Linked DNA regions of Homo sapiens: all the other regions are linked to region 1. Evidence: read pairs that join two places in POLR2A ChIA-PET (ENCODE). Cell type or tissue: HCT116. All regions are shown on one strand. Each heading gives the region's core, and the rest is flanking DNA. Links, peaks and the distances in the headings are about the cores only.

Region 1 (4,475 bases), core at 331-4,330:
ACTTGAACCTGGGAGGCAGAGATTGCAGTGAGCTGAGATCGTGCCATTGCACTCCAGCCTGGGTGACAGAGTGAGACTATGTTTAAAAAAAAAAAAAAGAAAAAAAGAAAAAACTCATGGCAGGCAGAGTGACTTACTCAAGGTCATGCAGGATTGGGATTAGAACTGTGTTCTCTGGACTTCACTCCAATGTCCTTCCTCACCACACCAAGCTGCCTCACACACTCCCATCTCCTCCCTCTCACAAGTCTAGAGCACCTGAGATGCTGATCCAGGCATGAATGGGCTCTGAAGTCCATAGACCTGTGCTCCAATTTCAGCTATTTACTGTGGGCAGTCACTTAACTCCTCTGAACCTCAGGTTCTCAGTAAAATGTGGATAGCCAAAGTAACTATCTCAAAAGGTTGCTATAAGTGTTACATTAGCCAGGATAACATATCAAGTGCCTAGAACACAGTAGGAATTTAATAAATGGTAGCAGTCATTTATTTTAGGTGGTAGGATCCCCAGACCTGAAAAATAGTCCTTGCCCAGCAAAGCCAAAAGAAGGGAAGAGAAGTAGGTGCCAGCAGCCCCCACAGTCTTTCATTTCCTCTCATCCAGTCCCAGGCCCCCTCAGAGCTCAGAAGGTGATACAGGTGGTCAGAGGAACCCAGTGACCAGAGCTTCGGGGAGAGCAAGGCAGGGGGGCCAAGCCAATCAGAAAGGGGAGGGAGAAGGTGCAGGGTGACAGCCAGGCTCCTGCCATGGACAGGGAGCAGTGAGTCAGGTCTGCAGAGGTAAGAGGAGCAGCCGTGTGGGTGGGGGGTGGGGGTGGGGTGAGTCACAGCCCAGCCCTGCCCAGCCTAGGAGGAGAGGGCCAGGAGAATCCAGGCTGTTCAGGTCATGGGCAACCCCAGAGGGCCACTGGGAGAGGATGAAGTATGGGAGCCCAGGCTCAGTTTTGGAGTATGTGCTTGATTTATACAAAGTAGAGAGAGTATCCAAGGAAAGCTCCTGGGAATGAGGGAGAAGGGCAGCTGAGGAGCAGGTGGAACTAGAACAGGTGGGCATCTGTCCAACCAAATATAGTCATTCCAGGGTACAGTGCTGAGTCCTTGCTCTACTCTGGATAATCTCCTCAGGTTTGGAGGCAGGAGAGCTGGCAGGCTCTGGACTCTGCCCTGTACCTGTACTTGGCCACAGCCAAAGAGGCTGGTTGGAGGATCCTACACAGCCCTCCCCATTTGGAGTCTCCTCAGGAATGCAAGGTGCTCAGTAAGCTGCAGGTTTCCGGTAGCATTCACAGATATCCAGCATTTTAATACAGCCCCCTAGGGGCTCAGTGCTCACCATTCACAGCCTCATCTAGGGCGGCCAAGAGCTCCTCATTCCCCTCTGTTTCCCCAATCTGGAGACAGGTGGATGGAGGAGGCCAACACTGCACACTTTCTAGAGATGTGCCTGGGCATCTCCGCATGTGTTACCTCTATTTTATATATAATAGTCATTTGATATGGGAATTAGAACTGGCGCCCATTTTTACATAGTAGCTCTAGGGAAAGCATCTCAACCATTCCTTGTTCCTATCACCCAGCTTACCTAAGAAGAACGTAACAACCCCAGACAACACGTCTGATTCAATTTGCCCCGGAGTACCCAGAAGGGCAGCAACCCAGCAGGTGAGGCAATGACAAGAGAGAGAGAGTGGGACCTATATTCCAGGATCCCCCAGTGCCCATCAGGCCGATCAGCTTTTCCCCGAGGTTCTCCATGAATACCCTCAACCCACAGTATTGCCCAAACAGCAAGAATCTTGGATCTGCTTATTCTTCAACAGCCCACCAAGGTCCAAGGATGGGGGGCCTCCACACCCACCTCTCAAAAGGTCCAGATCTGCCTCTTGCAAGTCACGGACTTTCCGGTCCCGGCCGCCTCCTAGGGGTAGCAGCTGGTCCGTGGATACAGTGGGAGGGTCCGGGTTGCTGGTTCCAGCAGCTAGCCCTCTCCGAAGCCGCTCCAGGCTCTCGCCAGTCACCAGTGCCGAGAGAACTGCGGGCGAGAGGCCAGGCCGCATCAGACACCCGCCCAGACCCCTGACCAACACGCACCGATGCCGACGCCCGTCCGCCAGAGCGCAAGGGCCCCACCAAGTGGCCCGTGCCGGGTGCGCTGCGGCGACCTTCCCCCATGCCCCCAGCACAACGCCCCCATCCCCCCGATCTCCGGGGGCGTCGGCAGCCCTCTTACCTGCAGCCAGAAAGAGCTTCAGCACCACCGACGGCAGCAGCTTCATGGTCCCGCACCGAGAGGAGGCGGCGAGGCACCAGTCACTTTCGAAGCGGCGGCCACTGGGCGCTGGCACCAGAGCTGGGCGGCGGAGCTCAGGAGATTCCGCCGGGCACCGTCTGCCGCCCGCCTCTGCGTGCAAGCCTGGCCGGGACCCAGGCGCAGCTCGCTCTTCTTGAGTGTCTTGTCTTGCTCACTCAGCCCGCCCGCGCGGCCGCCCGACCCCGCGCGCCTAGGTCAGGCCAGCCAGCAGCGTGGCCCGCGTAGCTCCTTCGGCCGAATGAGCGCTGCCCGGCTCGCGGCCGGGAATAAGGCTCCAGGAGGCGCGGAAGCTCCGCCCCGCCCGGCGCCGCCCCCTCCCTCCTCCCGTGCTGGGAAGCTCGCCCGGCTCGCGGCGCCGGCAGCGCAGCCCCCGACCCCGCGGGCGCGGCGGAGGACTGGGCGGGAGGAGAGGGCGGCGTTCACAATTTTTGGGACCAGGCCGAGGCAGCCGCGGCCTGATTGTGGGTAGGGCTACTGACCGGCAGGTGGCGGAGAGCGGTTCCTACCTTTCCCCAAACGCCTGTCACTCTGCAGCCTTGTGACTGACTGCTGAGCTGAGTTCTGTTCCGGGCCTGGCCTCTTGCTTCATCTAAGCCCCATACCAGGGGTCTCCATCCCTGTCACCCTCTAAGTTTCAGAAGCCCACCTTTTGGCCTACCAACACGGCAAGTATCAAATAATAATTAATTCATCTATCATTTAAAAATTAGACACGTGAATGCCAGCCGTTCTCATAAACCCGAGATAACCAGAGTTGAAGTTGCAGGCACTTAGTATCAATCCAGCAAAAGCAAAGGAAGTTAGTACTCTCTTAGTCTCTGGAGTGGCTTCCTCCCATCTTCCCTCAGGGGACATTAGGATTTTTGAACTATGGGTTGTAATTCCCAGGCTTCTGAGATTGGAGAGACACAGGTTGTGAAACAAGCCTTATTCTTTTCCTTGCCTTTGACTGCCACCTTTTTCCTCAACATAAAAAATGAGCCACCCTCCCATAGGACCCAGCTGGCTAACCTAGATTGCTGTTTCACAGACACTAGGTGTTTCTCTTCCAACCCATGTGCTTTTGCAGGGGTCTTCTGGAGTCACTGTCCTGACCCAAAGAAATGAGTGTCTCAGTAGGTATTTCAGTTTCCAGGGACGTGCTGGGGAGAGAGTTGTTTGACACAGGGCTGGGTTGGCTTTCAGAGCCCTGAAATTGTGCCAGATAGAGCACTTGCCGGATTCTGCCTGTGTGTAGGGATAAAAACAGGCCTGCTATTTATACACAGTCTATCCCACTGTCCCTCCCTATCCCCACCTTTGCAGGGGTCAGTCTGGCCCTGCCCTCTTAACTTGCTCCAGTAACCTAGGCCTAGGTTTCCATAGTGCACTGGAATCACTACAGACCTGAGTTTGAATCCTGCCTTTGCTACTTACTGTGTGACCTTGGACAAGAAACTTAATTTCACTGAGCCTCAGTTTTGACGTCTCTCAAATGGAAAAAATAATAACAATAATAATAATGACTACTTTGTAGGGAGCTTTTTGAGAAATGAATGCGGGAACACATAAAAGTAGTTAGTATAGTGCCAGGCACACTATAAGCTCTCAATAAATGTGACCCATTATTATTGTTGCTGTTAATAATAATCACTAAGCACTTGACCACTCTATTTCCTTAGAGGCCTCTTTTCTCTCACTTCTCTAGATCGCTTGCCTTCCCCTAGGCCATATCTGAGGCTTTATGATATAGTTGGGCTGGTTTCAGACAGAAGCTCACCTGTCACCTATTTGGCTAAGAGCCACTGTTAGATTATCCTTTTGGGTGATGAGTATCGGGCCTAGGACCTCAGTGCATGGTCACCGCCCAAGCCATGACTTTGCCCTCCCTCAGCAGCTGCCTGGCCACCTGCTTCCCCAAAACAAAGCCACCTTGGGGTCAAGGCTCTCCCCAGGGGAGGGTGGAGAGAAACACTTCCTGACACATGGTCAAATCACCCCCTTTCCCCCACCCTCGCCAGAGTCACACCCTGCTCTCTTGCCCCAGCCTGCCTTTCTCCCTTCACATGCTCTGTCCTTCCGCCTTCTCACCCCCACATCAGCCTCAGTCCCATTCATGGGGCAACTCCAAACTTTCATCACACCTGGAGCCTCACCCCAGCTAGGTTTGTGTGTCAGCCAGGTT
Region 2 (4,475 bases), core at 132-4,131, 95 kb before region 1:
AGGCGAAGGGGAGCCACCTGTACAGAAATCATGTGGCCAGAGAGGAAATGAGAGAGGAGGTGCCAGGCTCTTTTCAACAGCCAGTCAGTGAAGAAACAAAGCATGAGAACTCACTCCCATGAGAATGGTACCAAGCCATACACAAGAAACCCGCCCCCATAATCCAAACATCTCCCACCAGGCCCCACCTTCAACACTGGGGATCAAATTTTTTTGCGGGGGTTGGGGGGGTCTGGGGGTACCAAATTTCAACATGAGACCTGCCAGGGGGCAAAGAAACCCTATGCACACCACAGCAGGGGCATCCTTCATTTCCAGTGCGGTGCTGTGCTCTTGGGTAAGGGCACTAACCCCATTTAAAGGGCTCTGCCCTCATGACCTACTCATCTCCCAAATGGCCACACCTCCTAACACCATCATCTCAGGAGTTAGGATTTCAACAAAGACTTTAGGGAGAAACAACTATTCACACCACAGTACTTTTCAACTTCCAAGAAGCCATGCATGCATGGTCTTGGTTTCAGCTAAATCTCCGACCTCACCTCCAACAACTCTTCCCCGTCACTCCTTCAGCTCCAGTCACACAGGCCTCCCATGCTGCTCCTCCAATCCACCAGGTATGTTCCTGCCTGGCCTTTGCCCTTCGCTGTGCTCTCCATGTAGAAGTTCTCTTCCCCAGATATTCACATTACTCATCCCCTCACTTCCTTCAGGGCTTTCTCAAATGTTACCTTATCTGCGAGGCCTTCTTGAGTACATGCTGCCCAATACTCCCTATTCTCCTCACCTTGACTCTTCTCCAGAGCTCTTTCCACCACAGGAAGGAGAAACTGTCTGGCTTCCCTTATGAGACGGAAAGGTCCACAAGGGCAGGACTTTGTTCTGTCACCTGATACGGTCCTACCGTCTAGAAGAATGGCTGGCACATAATAGGAATTTAATGTTTGTTGAATAAAGTGCTTTAGTGTGGGAAATGACGCCTTACTGATGTACACACACTTTTTAGTTTTCCCTCCCAACTTGAATAATCAAGGAACGCCCAACAGAAGAAGCAAAGGCAGAAAATGACCATTTTCCTTCAAGGTGGTTTTCAGCTTTCGGCATTGCCCTCTCACCCCCTGCCCCTGGATATACACAGATTTAAAACTCCAACCTATCACTACAAACAATGTCAAGTATTTGAGGTAATGAATATGTTAACTAGCTTGATTTAATTATTCTACATTATATTCTTTTTATTTTTTTTTGAAACAGGGTCTTGCTCTGTTGCCTAAGGTAGAGTGCAATGGCATGATCTAGGCTCACTGCAAACTCTGCCTCCCAGGTTTAAGCAATTCTCCCATCTCAGCCTCCCGAGTAGCTGAGGATTACAGGTGAGTACCACCACACCCAGCTAATTTTTCTATCTTTAGTAGAGACGGGGTTTCACCATGTTGGCCAGGCTGGTCTCGAACTCCTGGCCTCAAATGATCCACCTGCCTCAGCCTCCCAAAGTGCTGGGATTACAGATGTGAACTACTGCACCCAGCCCACATTATATTTATAAATCATAATACTTTTACCCCATAAATCTATACAATTATGAATTACTGATTTATAATAAAATAAATAAATAATAAAACTCAAACGTTACAGATCCCAGTGGGGGCTTTGGATCTGGCCTTGCTTCCACAAACAGAACACGCCCTAACAGGCCTTAATGCTTTATCAGGTCAACTTGCAAAACTAAAAAACAAACCACCCCAATTTCCCATGTCCTGGACTCTGAAATCCTTGAGGAACTGCTCTATCCGATGTCAGCCTCAGGGCTGCTAGGAGTGACATTTGAAATCCACACTTACTACCAGCAGTCCTGGGAGGGCATCTGCTGATCTCACTGTAGCATCTTTCTGTCTTGCCGAGCAATTTCCCTCAGAATGCTTTCACAAGGGAAGTCTCTAGTGGCATCAAACCACAAAGCTCTGGGTGCAGCGACATTCTTGTGGGCCCTTGCCGTGATGACAAACTCTGAGATTTCCTGTGGGGCTCAGCATGGCCAGGGAAATGACATTGTTGGAGTTATTGCTCATCGGCCTGAGGTTCTTTTTTCCAGGAGTCAGACTGAGGGGCTGGTGTTTCATTCTCATCCTCTTACCAAGGAAAGAGGCTCCAGTCCCTAGAACTTTTCTGACATGACACAATCTCTCAAATAGACTCCTGAGGTAATACATCTTGTGACGCTATCACTACAGACTTTTTTCTTTTCTTAGGAACTTTGTCTCCAGCTCTCCTTCTCTAAATTAGTTTTTTTTTTCTTTCTTTCTTTCTTTCCTGTTTATCCTGCCTTGGGGTATTGAAAAGAGTTTTCTCCTCTCTGTCCCTCTATTTTCCCATTTGTAAGATGAGGATTTGGGCAATACCAGTGCATCCCTCCACCCCCACCCCACTCCCATTTCTACTTTAGCCACACGACACTTTCTTCACATGAACTCTTGCCTTAAAGACTAAACAAACAAAACAGGTTAAATGGAGCTCAGAGGAGAGGGGAGACATACTATGGATGTATACGGATATGTACTTTTATCTGAATAAAAATAGCCCTGCTGGCTCATCTCCTGCCCTCCAATCCAGGCATCGGAGGCAACACACAAGGCAGACTTAGGTTCCCTTCTGTTCCTGATATTCTGTGAGAGCTAAGTCCTCAGAGACCCTCTGCTGGGAGTCACGGTTTCTGACCCTGAGTGTGACCTGCCTTGGTCACATACTTCTCTCTTGTGTAAAATCCACAGCTTCCAGCTCCTGGACACCACCACCAACTTCAAGCTCTACTATTAATCAAAAAAACTGAAGGCAATGGCCATCTTTTCGCTGTCTCTACCATGACTTCCAAATTAAAAACCCAAAGCCTCACTAATTCTCGTGTTCGCTCACTGGCAGATCTGTAAAATGGTCAGAGGGTACCAACTGCCCACAATGGGGATGTTTGGCAAGAGGCCAAGAACTCACTGAGGGCTGAAGAAGCATGTTTTGATGGGGGACAAGGTTGGTAGAAGGCAGGGGAAACAAGACAAAAACAGAAAAAAAGGCAACAAGAGGACACAATCAGAGAAGGCAGGATGGAAAATGGGACAGCATGGCCACGGCTGCAGCAGGCAGGGGCAGGGCAGAGCCCTGAGGGCACATGTGCCCTGAGCCGCCAGCCTGGATGGGTGAGGAGGGCCAACAGAGGCAGGCAAAACCCCACACCTGAGAGACAGGTCTAAGCGGTCCACGGATATGCCCACTTGTAAACTCATCTGGGTGCATCCACTTCACCAGAGGACACAGCTAGGCGATATGGTAACCACTGAGCTACACCGCTGGGAGACAAATCAAAGAAAGATAAAGCAATCTTAGGCATGGAGCAGGAGAATAAAGAGAAATCTCGGAAGGAGTTACTGTCCCTGCATCTTCTAGATACTACTTTAGAAATATCCTTCAGAAAAGAAAGACAGAAAAGACCCTTCAGAGGTCTTTCTGCTGAAGGACAGGGACAAAAGACTTGCTTCAGCTAAGCGCTGACCTGTTTTCCTCCCAGGTGTGCTTTTACCTGCCGACAGACTGACACTGCTACCATATGGGGTCAGACTCCCAAACCCCACCTATGATCACATGCTGGCTAGCACCCCCAATTCAGTCTGCCAAGACGAACCCGAACCCCTACACCACTCAAGCACTTTACAGCAGATATACACGAGGGGAAAAAATTCTTCTTCAAACAACAGTGTTTAGCTGCTCGGTCCCCCTGAGGTTTAGGTGAGTTCTACCTACTGCTGCCCTCCCTAACACATCAGCTTCATGTGAGTCCCAGAGAAAGCCCAGCCTACCAGATAACCTGGGAATGACCAGATAGAAAGCTCAGAGTGAAGCACAGAGCCAGGAGCGGCAACTGTCCTAATGCAATATGGTGCTGATCAAGCCTCAGCCAAAGAATCACTACCATCTGCAGGCACCAGGTGTAAAAGGGATGATGACAAGCCAGCAAATCACGTCAAGTGATGGGGTCAAGCGATGGGCAGCTGAAGTCGGTGGGGACTTTTGGTTCAGAGAAGATTAAGGGAAGAAGGAATCTATCACTACCTTAACTATAGAAAGCAATGGCTCTCCAAGTGCAGTCCTCTCCCAGCAGCATCGGGATCACCTGCGAACTTATTAGAAGGGCATATTCTTATGCCTCGACCCAGACCAACTGAACCAGAAACCCTGGGGATGGACTACAGCAATCTGTGTTTTCACAATCCCTCCCGGGTGGCTGTGACCCACACTGAAGTTTGAGACTCAAACTTTTTGTTCTAAATCAGGAGTCAGCAAACTTTTTCTATAAAGGGCCAGATAATAAATATTTCAGGCTTTCACTGTGGGGTTATCTCTGTTACAACTACTCAGCTCTGCCATTGTAGCACAAAAGCAGTCAGACAATGTGTAAACAAATGGGTGTGGTGCAGATGAATGGGCAC
Region 3 (4,475 bases), core at 313-4,312, 89 kb before region 1:
ATTATGCTTCCATGGGCTTTTCCCTTCCTACCCAGCTTTGCTTATATAGTCCATCATTTATATTTATTCTCCTTATATTTACCCTTTCACCTATGTCCCTCTCTCCCTCTGTTGCACTTACCTGGGAAAATGCCAACCCAGATTAAACTCAACCATCTACCCACTCCATGCCTCACCTGAGTGGCTGAATGTTGCTGGAGGAAAATGCTAAACTGTGCTGAATGGTCTCACTTTAAATTCAGAGCCATGAATCCCAAATGGGCACTATGGAAATTCTATTAAACCTCCTTTATATGTTCATTGTCTGCTCTCCAAAATAACTATTTCATGCTTTGTCTTGTCTCCTCAAATCGCCTATTCTCCCTCCTCTCAGCTGAGAAAATAAATCTCATAAGAACTCTATCTTCCCTCTACCAAATCTACTAATCGACCTACACCTGTATGTATAGTCTCTTCTTTCTCTACTGTTAAAATTGATAGCATCCCTGTACTGTGTTTTTAAAGGAATCAAAATACAACCCTGCACTTTGGAAGGCTGAGGTGGGAGGATCACTTGAGGGAAGGAGTTTGAGACCAGCTGGCCCTTGGGCTGTAATTTACAGAACCCTGGCCGAGAATATCACCCACCTATTAGTGAGACCCTATCTCTACAGCGAGACCCCCATCTCTACAAAAATAAAAAAATCAGCTGGGCATGGTGGTGCATGTCTGTAGCCCCAGCTACTCAGAAGGCTAAGGCAGGAGGATCACTTGAGTCCAGGAGGTTGAGACTGCATGCAGTGAGCCGTGATCATGCCACTGCACTCAAGCCTGGGTGACAGAGCAAGGCCCTGTCTCAAAACAAAACAAAAACACACACACAACCCTTCCACTTAGACAATGATTTCATCCCCACATACCTTCTCAGAAACTTCACTCTTACCATTAACCTTCCTTTCTTCTTAATCTTCTATTTCTTACTCTGCAAGATCCTTCTTGGTGAGGCAAACCATTAAAAAACCCTTTCTTTACCTCTCAGTCCCCTGAAAGTACTGCCTTTTTTCTGCAAAACTTCTTGAATCGGTTTTCTAAGGCAGCTGCCTCCCCTGTCTTCCCTCCTATCTGCTCCTCAGACCTCTCCAATCACACTTCTACCTCCTCTAATGAATTGGCTGTGATTCAAGTCCAATGATCTCTATGGGTGCTTCTCTGTCATCTTACTCAACCTCTCAACAGTGTTCAACACAGTTCTTGGAACACTTTCTCCTTCTAGCTTTCATGACACCACACTTCTATTCTCCTCCGACATAACTGGCTACTCTTTCTAAGTTCTCCTTTGCTGACTACCCCTCCTCTGCTCAGCTTCCGAATGCTGCATTTCCCAAGAAGCTGTCCTGGAACTCCTCCTCTTCTCCCCATCTGCACTCCCTCTTAGAAACTCTCATCTCGGCCAGGTGTGGTGGCTCACACCTGTAATCTCAGCACTTTGGGAAGCTGAGGCATGAGAATCGCTTGAACCCAGGAGGCAGATGTTGCAGTGAGCTGAGATCAAGCCACTGTACTCCAGCGTGGGTGACAGAGCAAGCCTCCATCTCAAACAACAACAACAACAACAAAACCAATACTCTCATCTCATAGCTTTAAACATTATATGACTCCTAATTTGTATCTCCAACCCTATATCCCCTTAATTCCAGATTTAACATATCCAATTATTTATAAAACATATCCTCTTTGATGTCAAACCCAGACTTTAATATGTTTAAAACAAACACAACTGATTTATGGTCACCCCCACCCCTACCCCTCCCTGACTTCCCCATCTCAGTGAATGGCACTCATCCAACTGCTCAATGTAAAAAACAAAAAATGACAAAAAAAAAAAAAAAAAAAAAAAAGCTATGTTTTTCAAGAATGACCCTACATGGCACATCCCTGATTTTTTTCTTTTCCTCAATCCCCACACCTTCCATCCAATCCATCGGCAAATCTTATTAGCTTACTTCCAAATATATTCCCAAACTCTACTCTTCTTTCTATCTAGCACCACTGCCCTCGTCCTAGTCCAAGCCTCCATCATCTCTTGCCTGGAGGTGTGTCGTGGACACTCTCACACTGAATCAAGTTAGCCTCTGCTCAAAAAACCTCTAATGGGCCAGGCGTGGTGGCTCACACCTGTAATCCCTGCACTTCGGGAGGTTGAGGCAGGTGGATCACCTGAGGTCAGGAGTTTTGAGACCAGCCTGGACAACATGATAAAAACCCTGTCTCTACTAAAAATAAAAAAAATTAGCTGGGCATGGTGGCACACGCCTGTAATCCCAGCTACTCAGGAGGCTGAGGCAGGAGAATCGCTTGAGCCCGGGAGGTGGAGGTTGCAGTGAGCCGAGATCACGCCACTGCACTCCAGCCTGGGCAACAAGAGCAAAACTCCATCTCAAAAAAAAAAAAAAAAGCCTCTAATGGTTTCACCTCACACTTAGAAAACAAGCCAGACTCTTTAACCAAGGTGCTCAGGCTCCACATGGCCTCACTCCTGCCAACCCCTCCACTTCATTACTACTCTGTCCCCCTTTCACTTGCTTAAACAGCTCCAGCAGACTTATTTCTGTCTTAAGACAGGAATATCTCTCTGTGTAATATTTCTCTGTGACCTCCACCTGGAATGTTCTTCCTTGAGATACTTTTAGGTGGCTGTCTGCTTCTTTTCATTCACATCTTAGCTGAAATTTCACTTTTTCAGAAAGCCCTTCCCCAATTATTCAACTAAAGAAGGTCTCCAGTAACTCTCTAAAACATCACCCTTACTACATGATGGTTTCTTGTTTATTTCTTTATTGTCTGTATCTCAGTGTAAGCTCCAAAGAGTAGGGATCATGTCTGATTTGATTAATGCTATAACCCTAGCACCAAGAACTGGCACATAATTCATCTAACCAACAGGTATTGGGCACTCAGCACTCCAAAGAGCACCAACAGTAGAGAAGCGAACAAAGCACACACTTATCCCTGGAGATTATACTGTTGCAGGCCACACAGACATTTAGCTACCATTGTAATAAGGGATCTGAGGGAAACCATGGTCTTCGATGGAGGAAACATCTGATGGAATCAAGGAACTCACAGAGGGACTTGAGAACTCAGCTCTGAAGGATGAGCAGGAATTAACAAGAGGAGAGGTGAGAGTGGGGAGAGAGTAATTCCAGATAAATGGAGTCCGGCAAGTTGGGAGAACTGAATGTCAACCAGGGAGACTGAAGCACAGAGACAGAAAGGGTGAGAATACAGAGATGAGGCTGGTGAGGCTGAGTCAGATCGTGTGGGGTCTTAAGCCATATTAAAGTTCTGGAATTTATCTTGAAGGCAATGGAATGCCACTGGGTTTTAAGCAGGAGAGCAAAAGTCAAATTTCCATTAAAAACAATCTCACTCAGCTGAAGCATACAGAATGAATGAGAACAGAGCTTCCCAAAAACGTCCTATGAGTCATGAATGGGTAACAGATGTGCCCAGGATATTGATCCCTCAGTCCCTGGAGTGGCTGGGTGGTCCAGGGCAGCCAAAACCCCCCTGAGCAGTTGCCTCCAGCTTTGAGCACCTTTGTCCGGTTACCCCAGTGAATTGTGCAAATACAATTTTCTGAGAGCTGTACTGTTAAAAAAAAAAAAAAAAAAAAGCCTGGGAAGCACTGGATTAGAGAATACACGCGTGAATGTTGGAAACCTATTAGGAGGCCACTGCAATCGTCTTGGAAAGAGATGACAGTATCTTAGTGGTGACAATGGAGATGAAGAAGAGCAGATAGATTTCTGAAATATTCAGGAGGAAAATCAACAAGAGGACTTCACCACTCCCTTCATCATAACCTTCATTAGACATCAGAAGCTGAGGAGGAAGATGTCAGGAATGACTCCCAGGATGCCCAGTTGGGGCTTGCATACTGGCTTGAGGGTGCTGCCTTTCACTGAGAGAAGAAATGCAGGAGGAGGACCTGGTTTGGAAGGGAAGATTCTGAGCTTCGTTTTGGGTTTAAGGTACCTGTGAGACATCCAAATGAGATGTGAAAAACTAGATTGGCTCTGGAGTTCATGGAAGAAATCTGGGCTAGAGATATAATTTTGCATAGACGTGGTACTTGAAGTCGTGAGAATGGATGAAATTCCTAGGTAAAGAACATACAATAAGAGGACTTAGCCTTCAAGAAATTCAACATTTTAAGTCTGGAATGAAGAGCAGGAACCAGTAAATAAAACTAAAAAGGAGGGAAATGTGTGTCATAGAAACCAAAAGGAGAGTAGTTCAGGAAAAAGAATGAGGTCACTAAAAATCATTGGATATGTTCAAATAGGAAGAGTGACAACACGTCAGAAATGGTTGGGGGCTAGAAAGGGGAGCGCTACATCAAGTGGCCTGTAGGATATCTTACAACTTTAAAAAGTTGAGACCTGACCCTAACTCCATGAAGGAAAGCTAGCAGACATTTTAACTGTTACAGA
Region 4 (4,475 bases), core at 313-4,312, 180 kb before region 1:
CCTAGGGTGCAGACAGGGAGGCAGGAAGGGGATTACTGGAGGCTGCAGTAAACTAGAGAACAAGCTCTGTGCAAAGGAAGCCTCTCTTACCATTCAGCATCTCAATGAATTAACCCTCACAACAGCTCTATGTGGTTGGTCCTATTATTATTCCCATTTCTTAGATGGGGAAACTGAGACTCAAAAAGGTGGAGTAAGTAGTGCTGGGTCCCAAGGTGAGGACATAGGGGAACCATGGCTGGAACACAGGCCTCTGGACACTCCGAATCATAGCATTGCCCTGTGTCCCCTTCAGTGGGAAAAGTCACTTCATCTCTTAATCTTAAATGATCTTCCAAGCAAGAGGAGGGGAGAGGAGGAGTATAAGCTTTCTTTGTCCCATCTTTTTCAGAAGGTATCTAAGTCCTTCCTGTGTGTGTCTTCCAAAGATACAGTACCAGGACCTAGAGAGGCTGAGATTTAGAGCCTCATGGTGCAAACTCAATTGTAGGGTCCTAGCCAGGACTACTTGCCTGTATCTTCTAAGAATCTCACAACAGTGCCACATGCCTCAGCTTTATCCAAGCAACAGAAGGAGGTGGTGGAGGTGGTGATGGCAGCAGCAGCAGCAGCAGCAGCAGTGGCAGCAAATCTGTCCCCAGTGCACTACAGTACTGTTTTGCTATGATGAAATACACATGGCATATGGCTACAAAGTTACTATCTTGAGAGTGGATAGAAATGGGATTTTTCATGTGCCAGATTTCACTTCCCTTTCTGAAACAATTCTTGTAGTAAACAGAGGTTTTCTGATCTTGCTAAGATCAAGAGGATGGGAATTCCTTTACACTTTTAAAGTAAGACCACTGTCTTGTAGAGTTTCAGTCTGTTGATGGTGCAAATGTTTTTTAAACATGGACGCTATTCTGTGTTCCTCCCTCTTTCCTTCCAAAGGCTACGACACAAAGAGGAGCTGCTAACACCAGATGACCAACTCCTTTCCAGTTACGGACCATCCCGGTGATGAGACCTCCATATGTTGTCTGATGGCCGCAGTTCCTTGGCAAGTGGGTGGGGAAAAGGAAAGTTGTGTTGAGTGTGGGAGGCCACAGGGTGGAGGAGGTTAGGAAGGACCAGAAAGCACATAGAATGTGACTTTAAGGAGGAGAATTTTTTTGAACCATGTCTTGTGTGCTGACAGCATAATGATCATTATTAGGGCCTCAGATGTAACATGAAGCCCACCCTGAAGTTAAATTTTCCTTTTCAGAGAAGCGTGGCCTGTCAGCCCAGCATCAGATGGTTCCATGCCAACCTCCTCCATGGCTAGGTGTTGGAGCGCCCCAGCTGCTGCCTCCCTGGTAGCTTTCATTAAAGGACTTTGCTTTTTTGGTAAATAAGGGCCCCATTTTTCTACCTTAGTCTTTGAAAATCAACCTGAGAAACACTTTGTGTAAGTACCACAGATGTATTTGCAGTTTTCTACACACATTTAGTTTCTGGGGTTTTTCGTTGTTTTTTGTTTGTTTGTTTTTTGAGATAGAGTTGCCCAGGCTGGAGTGCAGTGGCATGATCTTGGCTCACTGCAGCCTCCACCTCCCAGGTTCAAGTGATTCTCCTGCCTCAGCCTCCCGAGTAGCTGGCATTACAGTTGTGTACCACCACGTCCACCTAATTTTTTGTATTTTCAGTAGAGATGGTGTTTCACCATGTTGGCCAGGCTGGTCTTGAACTCCTGACCTCAAATGATCAACTGCCTTGGACTCCCAAAGTGCTGGGATTACAGGCATGAGCCACTGTGCCCGGCTGGCCAACTAGTTTCAAGGTTGCTATCTGGAATCCTACCTCCCCAGGCACCCTCCTGGTCACAGCATGACCTCTAACAGAGGGGCAGATCTGTAGCCTTAGTTGTACCCAGACAAATTTGGTTTGGCTTTCATGGTATTTTGAAATTGGTTTTCATGTCAAAATCCTGTTTGCTGGCTTCTCTTGAAAAATCAGAAAACTTGGCCACATTGAGTTATATTCCTGAATGTCAAGTGGCTGGATCTGAATGAGTAGTGCTCCCTTTGCACAGAGCATGTTATCTGATATGCCTCAGTCCCTACCACTTCCCACCATCCCCCGCAACCACACCCCAAGAGAAAATATGAGCTAAAAGGCAGATATAGATATAGGTGTTCTGGTCTTGACCCTACCACTCATTTCCTGTGGCTCCTTGAACAGGTGTCTACATCTCTTAGGAAGAAGAGAATAATGAGATGATGTATGCAGAGCACTGGCAGAAAGCCTAGCATAGAGGAATCTGAGGATTCGCCATGCATGCTTCCTGGTATATAGTACTAGTTCTTGTCAATGGCACAGAGACTTGAAGACTGTATATAAATGGACACACCTACTAGAATGTAAGCTTCATATGCACAAGGACTTTAAAAAATCTGTTTTGCTTATTTCTACATCCCCAGGGCCTAGAGCAGTCCCTGGCACATGGTAGGCCATAGGCCCTCAGTAAATGTGTTGAATGAATATGTGGATTTAATATTTCCCTGACTTATTTTCTTATGTCATGTGCTAAGTCATCGGTCCATTTTAAAAATATAAATGCAAATAGACTTATAAGCTGATTATTTCTAATTTATATGTGTTGAATTTATTTTCTTAATTACTGAAAAGATTAAAAAGCAGAAGGATGCTTCATAGTTGACGGAACTTCATTGCCATAGTCATTTGACTCACAGCCTGGGAGAAAAATGTATTCTTCTTCTAGGTTGATTTTCTAAGATCACTATCAGAAGGCCAGGCTACTTCAGGAATCAAGTCAAAATTAAAAACACATGCATTTATGTGATACCTCTTGAGAACGCAAGTTGCTGTACAAACACATTTAAAGCATTAAGTGCTCCCTGATGCCCTTTCCTCAGAAGTAGTACTTCCAGAAAGGAGAGTGCATTTAGGTAAAACCAATGGCAGGTTCTATGCAATGATATCAACATGGCTCAACCTCTGAGTGCCAGAATTTGCTTCTCATTAGATACAACTTTTCTGGAAATACAAGAGAAGGTAAGTTGATTTCCAAGTGAATTCAAGCCTATGAATTCACAGGTTCATAGCTGTATTACATTACAGAACCTTTCAATAGGAGGAGCTTTCAGGAAGCTTGTGGTTTCAGTATTGGTGGCCTGTAGGGGTCAGTTGTGTTTTTTGTTTGCTCAGCATCCATTCCTCCTACTTCTGGTAACTAAACTTGAATTTTCCTTGGGAAGCCATTCTTCCACACTTTCAACTGTGGGATTTGGGGGAGGCTGTGTTCACCCCCAGCTCCAGAAGAGAACATGGAACCAGCCAATGTGTTACATGCCCTGGCTACGGCCACACATTCAGGAGAAAAGCAAGTTACCCAACTAAGCTCCTGACAGGGCGCGGTAACTCATGCCTGTAATCCCACCACTTTGGGAGGCCGAGACAGGTGGATCACTTGAGGTCGGGAGTTCAAGTCTAGCCTGGCTAACATGGTGAAACCCTGTCTTTAATAAAAATACAAAAAAATTAGCTGGGCGTGGTGGGGTATACCTGTAATCCCAGCTACTCGGGAGGCTGAGGCAGGAGAATTGCTTGAACCCAGGAGGCAGAGGTTGCAGTGAGCCAATATCATGCCACTGCACTCCAGCCTCGGTTACAGAACGAGACTCTGCCTCAAATAAATAAACAAATAAATAAATAAATAAATAAATAAAAACTTAAAAAATAAAAACTAAGCTCCATTCTAGAGCTTTTCTTAGTATTATTAGGAAAGAGAAAGCCTTTTGTCTGCTGAGACTTTTCACTGTGAGAATGAAATTCTGATACCATCAGAAGGATTATCTGAGAATGAAGACATGCAAAGAAAAGAGCTGAGAAAGAGAAAGGGGAGAATCCTGGTGACAGTGTTTGAGTGCCTGGATCCAGCTATACCTGAAAATCAGACTCATCCCTGGATTTTTGGCTTCATGAGCCAATACATTATCTCTCCCTCTTTAAGCTGATTTGAATAGTGCTTCAGCACTTGCAGTGGAGAAATTCCTGACAAGCAAATTGGAATTTGAAAACATAGATCAGAAAAAGAGCCAGAAGGGCCGGGTGCAGTGGCTTATGCTTGTAATCCCAGCACTTTGAGAGGCTGAGGTGGGTAGATCACTTGAGCCCAGAGTTCAAGACCAGCCTGGGCAACATGGTGAAACCTGTCTCTACAAAAAAAACAAAACAAAACACACACACACACACACACACACACACACACACACACACACACACACACACACAAATTAGCTGGCTGCGGTGGTGTGCACCTGTAGTCCCAGCTACTCGGGGGAGAAATTGAAATGAACCAGAGGCCAAGTCTCAGTGAACTTCTCCAGTGCTTTAAACCTCTCTATACTTGACTGAGGGAGAATTCTGATAGTATTTGCGATTGAGCCTGGGAGCTCCACAATTATATTGTTCAATTGGTGCAGACTTTC
Region 5 (4,475 bases), core at 255-4,254, 110 kb before region 1:
AACCTCCCGGAAGGCTGGTTGGCCTCCTTCTGTCGGTCTAGATGCCCAATGCGGGGCAAGGGCAGTTGAGCAGACTACAGGTCCTCCTGCCCCTGGCAAAGCCATCATCTCCCCTGGTGGCACTTTTTGGAAGGTGTGGTGATTGTAGTTGTCTTAGCAGTTGAGGGCCAGCCCTGGGTGCCCATCGCTGGTCTGGGTGATAAGGGGCCACGGTGCTGCTTCCTCACTCCTGGAGCAAGAAGGCTGCAGGCATCAGAACCCTCTGGGAGGCTCTGGTCTTTCTGTTTGCCTTTCCCGCCTAGCTCTCTTGGGTTGGGACTGGTACAGACACTTGCAAAAACAAGAAGGACCTAATAAGGCTCAATTACCACATCAAGGCACTCGATTCATCATTTACAAAGTCCCAGCCATGCAGATGAAGGTTTCAGATGCCAGAATGGGGCTGAGAATTGGAGCCTTCACCTGAGAAGGCCTATACTCACACTTCCTGCAGGTCATCCCTGCCCTGACCTCTATGGAAACTGGAGCCCCACTTGCCCATTGCCTACCCAGAACCAGGTTTCTGAGTAGCCCATGTGAATGTCATCTCTGGGAATGTACAATACAGTAGTCCTAGATCCTGGGACCAAGGGGACTACTGGTTGGTGTGTCTGGTGGCCAAAGTGGCAGTGGGCACTGGTGGCCCTGGAGAAGACCCCAGGGCTTGTTGGACAGGCCTGGCATCGTCCATCTATCTTTTCTGCTTCCAGCTTGAAGGCAAGAAGGTGGGAGGTGCCCCTGCCAGAAACTGCTCAGCTCTTCCCAAAGCTGCTGCGCACCTGAGACCCAGGGCTTCCTGGGCCTTTCTGACCTAGCCTGGGCTCCTGGGCCACATCTGTGTGCTCACGCACCTCTCCCTGCACGTTCCCCACCCCACACTTGTGTTTGCATCCATGTGGCAAAGCTCTGGGTGCCTGCCCCTCTGCAGGCCCCACATCAGACTGGGGCTGAGAATACTGAGGGTTGATTCAAAGGGCTGACTGCGGGCAAGAGAGGCAAGCCAGTGCAGGGTCCCCTGGACCTGACCCCCACTCCACCTGTAGTCCCCTAGGAATAGTCCCTTCTTCTCTGGGGCCGGTTGAATAGGGTGGTCTGAGACACTAGATAGCGAATGAGGGATGAGCCTTTTGGCGCTGATGCTTATGGAAGGAAACCAGTCCTTAAGACCCTGCCCGCGTCAGGAGCTGGAACCCAGCTCCGGTCCCTAGACTGGCCACAGGGGGGCACTTGATCTCCAAGAAGCAGCTCAATCTGAGCAGCCACAGCAGGCACCAGAACCTCTTCCCAGGTTGGGCACTGACTGCTACCAACGTGCCCAGAAAGGTGGTGCCTGTTACCATCCCAGCACCCCCCCACTGCTCTTTTAACCCCTCTCCCTTTTTTCCGTCTTTTTAAAAAGGTTTATATTTTTAAATAGCATTCCAATTACAGAAATTGAGAGAAGAGTTGCCGAGATGGTAGTTTCTGTAAACAGTTTAACATCTTATGTAACCATAGTTCTGCCTGCTTTTTGTCTTCTGCTTGGCTGTAGAGGAGGCAGTTGCCAGGATGGCCCATCTCTGGTTGTGGAACACCTGGGTTGGGGCCACCTCTGCCACAGCTCCTGCTGGGTGACTCGCACTGCCAGCTAAGCCTCAGTGCACAGAGGGCCCCGGGCTTCAAGTACTGAGTGGCCCAGGACCCAGGTAGCATGGGGTGCCAGCCAGGATAGTGCACGAGTTCTCAGGCAGAGTCCCCCATTGGGAAGTGGGGAGTGACGGGGATGGTAGCAGAGCAGAATGCCAGGAATGGTGAGGCCCTGGGGTGGGTGGGGATCCTGGGGCAGAGACTAGGCTGTGCAGCTCAGTGCACCCTCTGGAGATGCAGTACCCTGAACCCTGCACCTAGAAGATGCAGTTGTAAAATTTCTGGGCCCCACCGCAGGTGCTCTGAAGAACTGTGAGGGCTGCCTTGGGGGTTTCTCCTGCGCTAGTCATCCCTGCTTTGGGCGACTGAAGCAAGGAAAACGCAGGTCACTCCCACCTCCAGACCCACGCTACTCCCCATTGCCCATCCTCCCAACAGCCCAGGAGCAGAGATTCTGTCCTCAGCTAAAGGTGAAAAGGTCCTAAGGCTTTTGGGAAACTTGGTGCTCCAGGAAATAAGTGACTCGGGTTTCTAAGTTATGTGTGGGCACTCAACGCCCCTGTCATGGCTGTCACAGCCCTCTGGTTTGAAGTCCTCCATTTTGTAGCTGCTGTTTCTAACCTCTGTCAGCACTGCCTGGGAGTAATGAGTTCAAAGTCCCTAGTTCCCCACGTTTCCAAGTATGTTATGTGAAAGCCCTGGCAAGAACGAACCTGATTAAACTGGAGGAAAAAGGTGGAGCAAGCAAGACTAGGACGTTTTTGTTTCCCCAGTTAAGCTGCCTGAGGTTCAGGGGCTCTGACAGGTGAGAAAGGCATGGCCACCGCCTCAGCCCTGTCTCTGGAGGCTGGGGAGAAGGGGAAGCAGTGAGGAGACTGACTGATGTCCTGATGCCCATGCCCCACACGGCGGTCATGAAGACTGAGTGGCCCCATGTCCAGAAAGCCCTCAGCACAGGGCCTGGCACTTGTGAATACCTCAATAAATGGTAACTTAAGAGAGCCTGTGAGGCCCCTCCCACTGCAGCCAGCCTCCAGCTGAGTCTCTGGCCTGAAGCCCAGGGATGGCCTGCACATGAATCAAGCAGGCTATTTCCAGAGCTGGCAGGGGAGGGGCTTTCTGTCCCAGGGGCAGGCGAGCCAATCCTGTGACAGGGAGAGCACAGGGAAGGGGTTATTCAAGGGGATCTGCATGCCATTGTATTCTGGTTTCCCTGTCCAGAGCTGCCCATGCAGGATCCCGGGGTGGGCAGGCCATCCAGGCAGATGGAAGGGACACTCTGCCTGGGGCTTTCCTGCTGCAGTGACCCCAGGGCCTGGGGTGGCCAGGCTTCAGTGGGTAGGGTAGGCTCTGGCTGGATGTGAGAGATGACTTTGCTGTAGCCCCAGTCACCTCTGTTCTCTTTCTGATCCCTTTTCTATCCCAGTTGGGTATGAGCAAGCCTGGCTTGCCAGAGGCTTTAGAGCCATAAAGGCCTGGGTTCGGATTCTGCCCTTGCCTCTGCCTCGTCACATGTGCTTGAACGAGAGACTTGAGCTCTCTAAGCCTCGAATTCCTTGCCTGTGAAGTGGGAATGATGGTAGTATCTACCTCAGGGTTGCTGTGAAGACGAAATCAGGTACTTGACCTTAGGAGGCCTCAGAATAAATGAGCCATTCATCCTCTCCCTCTGAGCAGGCTTTCCTGGTGAAGGGCATCTAGACCCAGACCTGTGCTGCTGAGTGGAGCCAAATGCAAGTGGACTAGGATTAAACCTGTGCCATAGGAGAAGGAAAAGGAACATGTCCGTGCAGTAGAGGGCAGCTGATACAACGGGAGGACCTGGAAAATCTCCCTACTAACCCACTCAGCGTGCCCTGTAATAGCAATGACACCAGGCTCCAGAGAGAGGCGCTGCCGAGAGAGGTCTAAAAACAGATACAAAACACAAGAAAACTGAAAGAAAACCCCTAAAGGACTGGCTTAATTGATAACATTCATGCATTCATGAACTTTGGAAAAGTGAAATGCTTACTGCTTATGAGTTTGATGACAGTGGTTGTTTTGAGATTTTCAGTGGCCACAGATTGACTAGCAGCCATTTAAAATATGTCCTTATGGGAAGAGAAGCTAATGCCGCAAATCAGCTAACAAGTAGTGGGTAGTTGGGGTCCTTCTTGACCTATGGATTTGTTTAGCACTCAGATCTCTCGATAGAGCACTTGGCCATGACAGGGCTCAGGTTTCCAGCTCCATTTGGAGGAAAAGTGAGCATGCTAGGCTCAGGAAGACACCACACAGGCTCCAGCCGCCCCATCCCACTCAGCCAGGTTTTCATCCCTGCCTTCCTTCATCGTTTATGTCAAGGTATAGAGGTTGGGGGCACATTCTGAAATTGTGTATTGCCCAGGAATGAAAAACCAGGGCTCTTGATTATTCTTTAAGGGTTTAAAGCCCCCCTTTAAAAGGAGATTTTAATTCCCTTTCCTCTGTTATTCTTGGGTGATGGGTCAGCTGTATCCCAAGAAATGACCCCCAGTTCCCCTCCAGGGGGGAAGACATGCTACCTGGTTTACAAACCAAGTAGGGTTGGCCAACTCTGGTTGCCTTGGCATGGGGCCATTCTGCAAGTTCTCTAGTACTTGTCCCTGTGAGGGTGAGGGCGTCCTGAGTCTGGAGTGGCAGGAGGGAGAAAGCAGCTGAGCTGAGCCACCCTCCTTCCATTCAGCAGCAGCAATGGCAGGAACACGGTTTCACCAGTCTGCTCAATAGTTTTCCCCTGGTGTAGCCTTCCTGTGGTCCTGGGAGGCTAACTTTGCAGGGCCTGGGGT

Evidence for each region. ChIA-PET counts read pairs that join two places held together with the same protein. Peaks named below come from ENCODE experiments on the same cell type or tissue, not always from the same donor. Only the 100,000 strongest peaks of a DNase experiment are listed, where the experiment ranks them.
Region 2: POLR2A ChIA-PET joins it to region 1 with 16 read pairs; 26 of 35 experiments call an interaction of 5 or more read pairs at or near these places.
Region 3: POLR2A ChIA-PET joins it to region 1 with 12 read pairs; 26 of 35 experiments call an interaction of 5 or more read pairs at or near these places.
Region 4: POLR2A ChIA-PET joins it to region 1 with 11 read pairs; 10 of 35 experiments call an interaction of 5 or more read pairs at or near these places.
Region 5: POLR2A ChIA-PET joins it to region 1 with 57 read pairs; 26 of 35 experiments call an interaction of 5 or more read pairs at or near these places.

What each region holds. Positions count from the first base shown.
Region 1 is chr5:140,344,053-140,348,527 of GRCh38, forward strand. HBEGF (heparin binding EGF like growth factor) reads right to left here and starts at 2,551. Exons shown (of 6, transcript NM_001945.3): 1 at 2,231-2,551; 2 at 1,859-2,032. The coding sequence starts at 2,276. RefSeq lists silencers at 2,466-2,745, 2,786-2,835. In HCT116, for the core only: a CTCF peak has its summit at 2,797 (motif pointing right); DNase peaks (open chromatin) are centred at 797 and 2,719; H3K4me3 peaks cover 3,235 bases; H3K27ac peaks cover 2,259 bases.
Region 2 is chr5:140,249,706-140,254,180 of GRCh38, forward strand. The region is part of intron 3 of PFDN1 (prefoldin subunit 1); the gene reads right to left. Among named protein-coding and RNA genes, the nearest start is that of PFDN1, 51 kb to the right of the region's middle. In HCT116, for the core only: no CTCF peak of the experiment used is centred there; a DNase peak (open chromatin) is centred at 2,036; H3K27ac peaks cover 2,029 bases.
Region 3 is chr5:140,254,806-140,259,280 of GRCh38, forward strand. All of the region lies in intron 3 of PFDN1 (prefoldin subunit 1), which reads right to left. Among named protein-coding and RNA genes, the nearest start is that of PFDN1, 46 kb to the right of the region's middle. RefSeq lists an enhancer at 4,450-4,475. In HCT116, for the core only: no CTCF peak of the experiment used is centred there; no DNase peak of the experiment used is centred there.
Region 4 is chr5:140,166,432-140,170,906 of GRCh38, forward strand. It overlaps LOC101929719 (a long non-coding RNA gene), which reads left to right. Exons shown (of 5, transcript NR_130738.1): 3 at 934-1,042; 4 at 1,250-1,371; 5 at 2,206-2,354. Among named protein-coding and RNA genes, the nearest start is that of CYSTM1, 6.5 kb to the right of the region's middle. RefSeq lists a silencer at 3,374-3,569. In HCT116, for the core only: a CTCF peak has its summit at 3,160 (motif pointing right); no DNase peak of the experiment used is centred there.
Region 5 is chr5:140,238,787-140,243,261 of GRCh38, forward strand. The region is part of intron 2 of CYSTM1 (cysteine rich transmembrane module containing 1); the gene reads left to right. Among named protein-coding and RNA genes, the nearest start is that of PFDN1, 62 kb to the right of the region's middle. RefSeq lists enhancers at 440-1,278, 2,117-2,955, 2,956-3,792. In HCT116, for the core only: CTCF peaks have their summits at 1,236 (motif pointing right), 3,575 and 3,787; DNase peaks (open chromatin) are centred at 1,260 and 2,735; H3K4me3 peaks cover 583 bases; H3K27ac peaks cover 1,396 bases.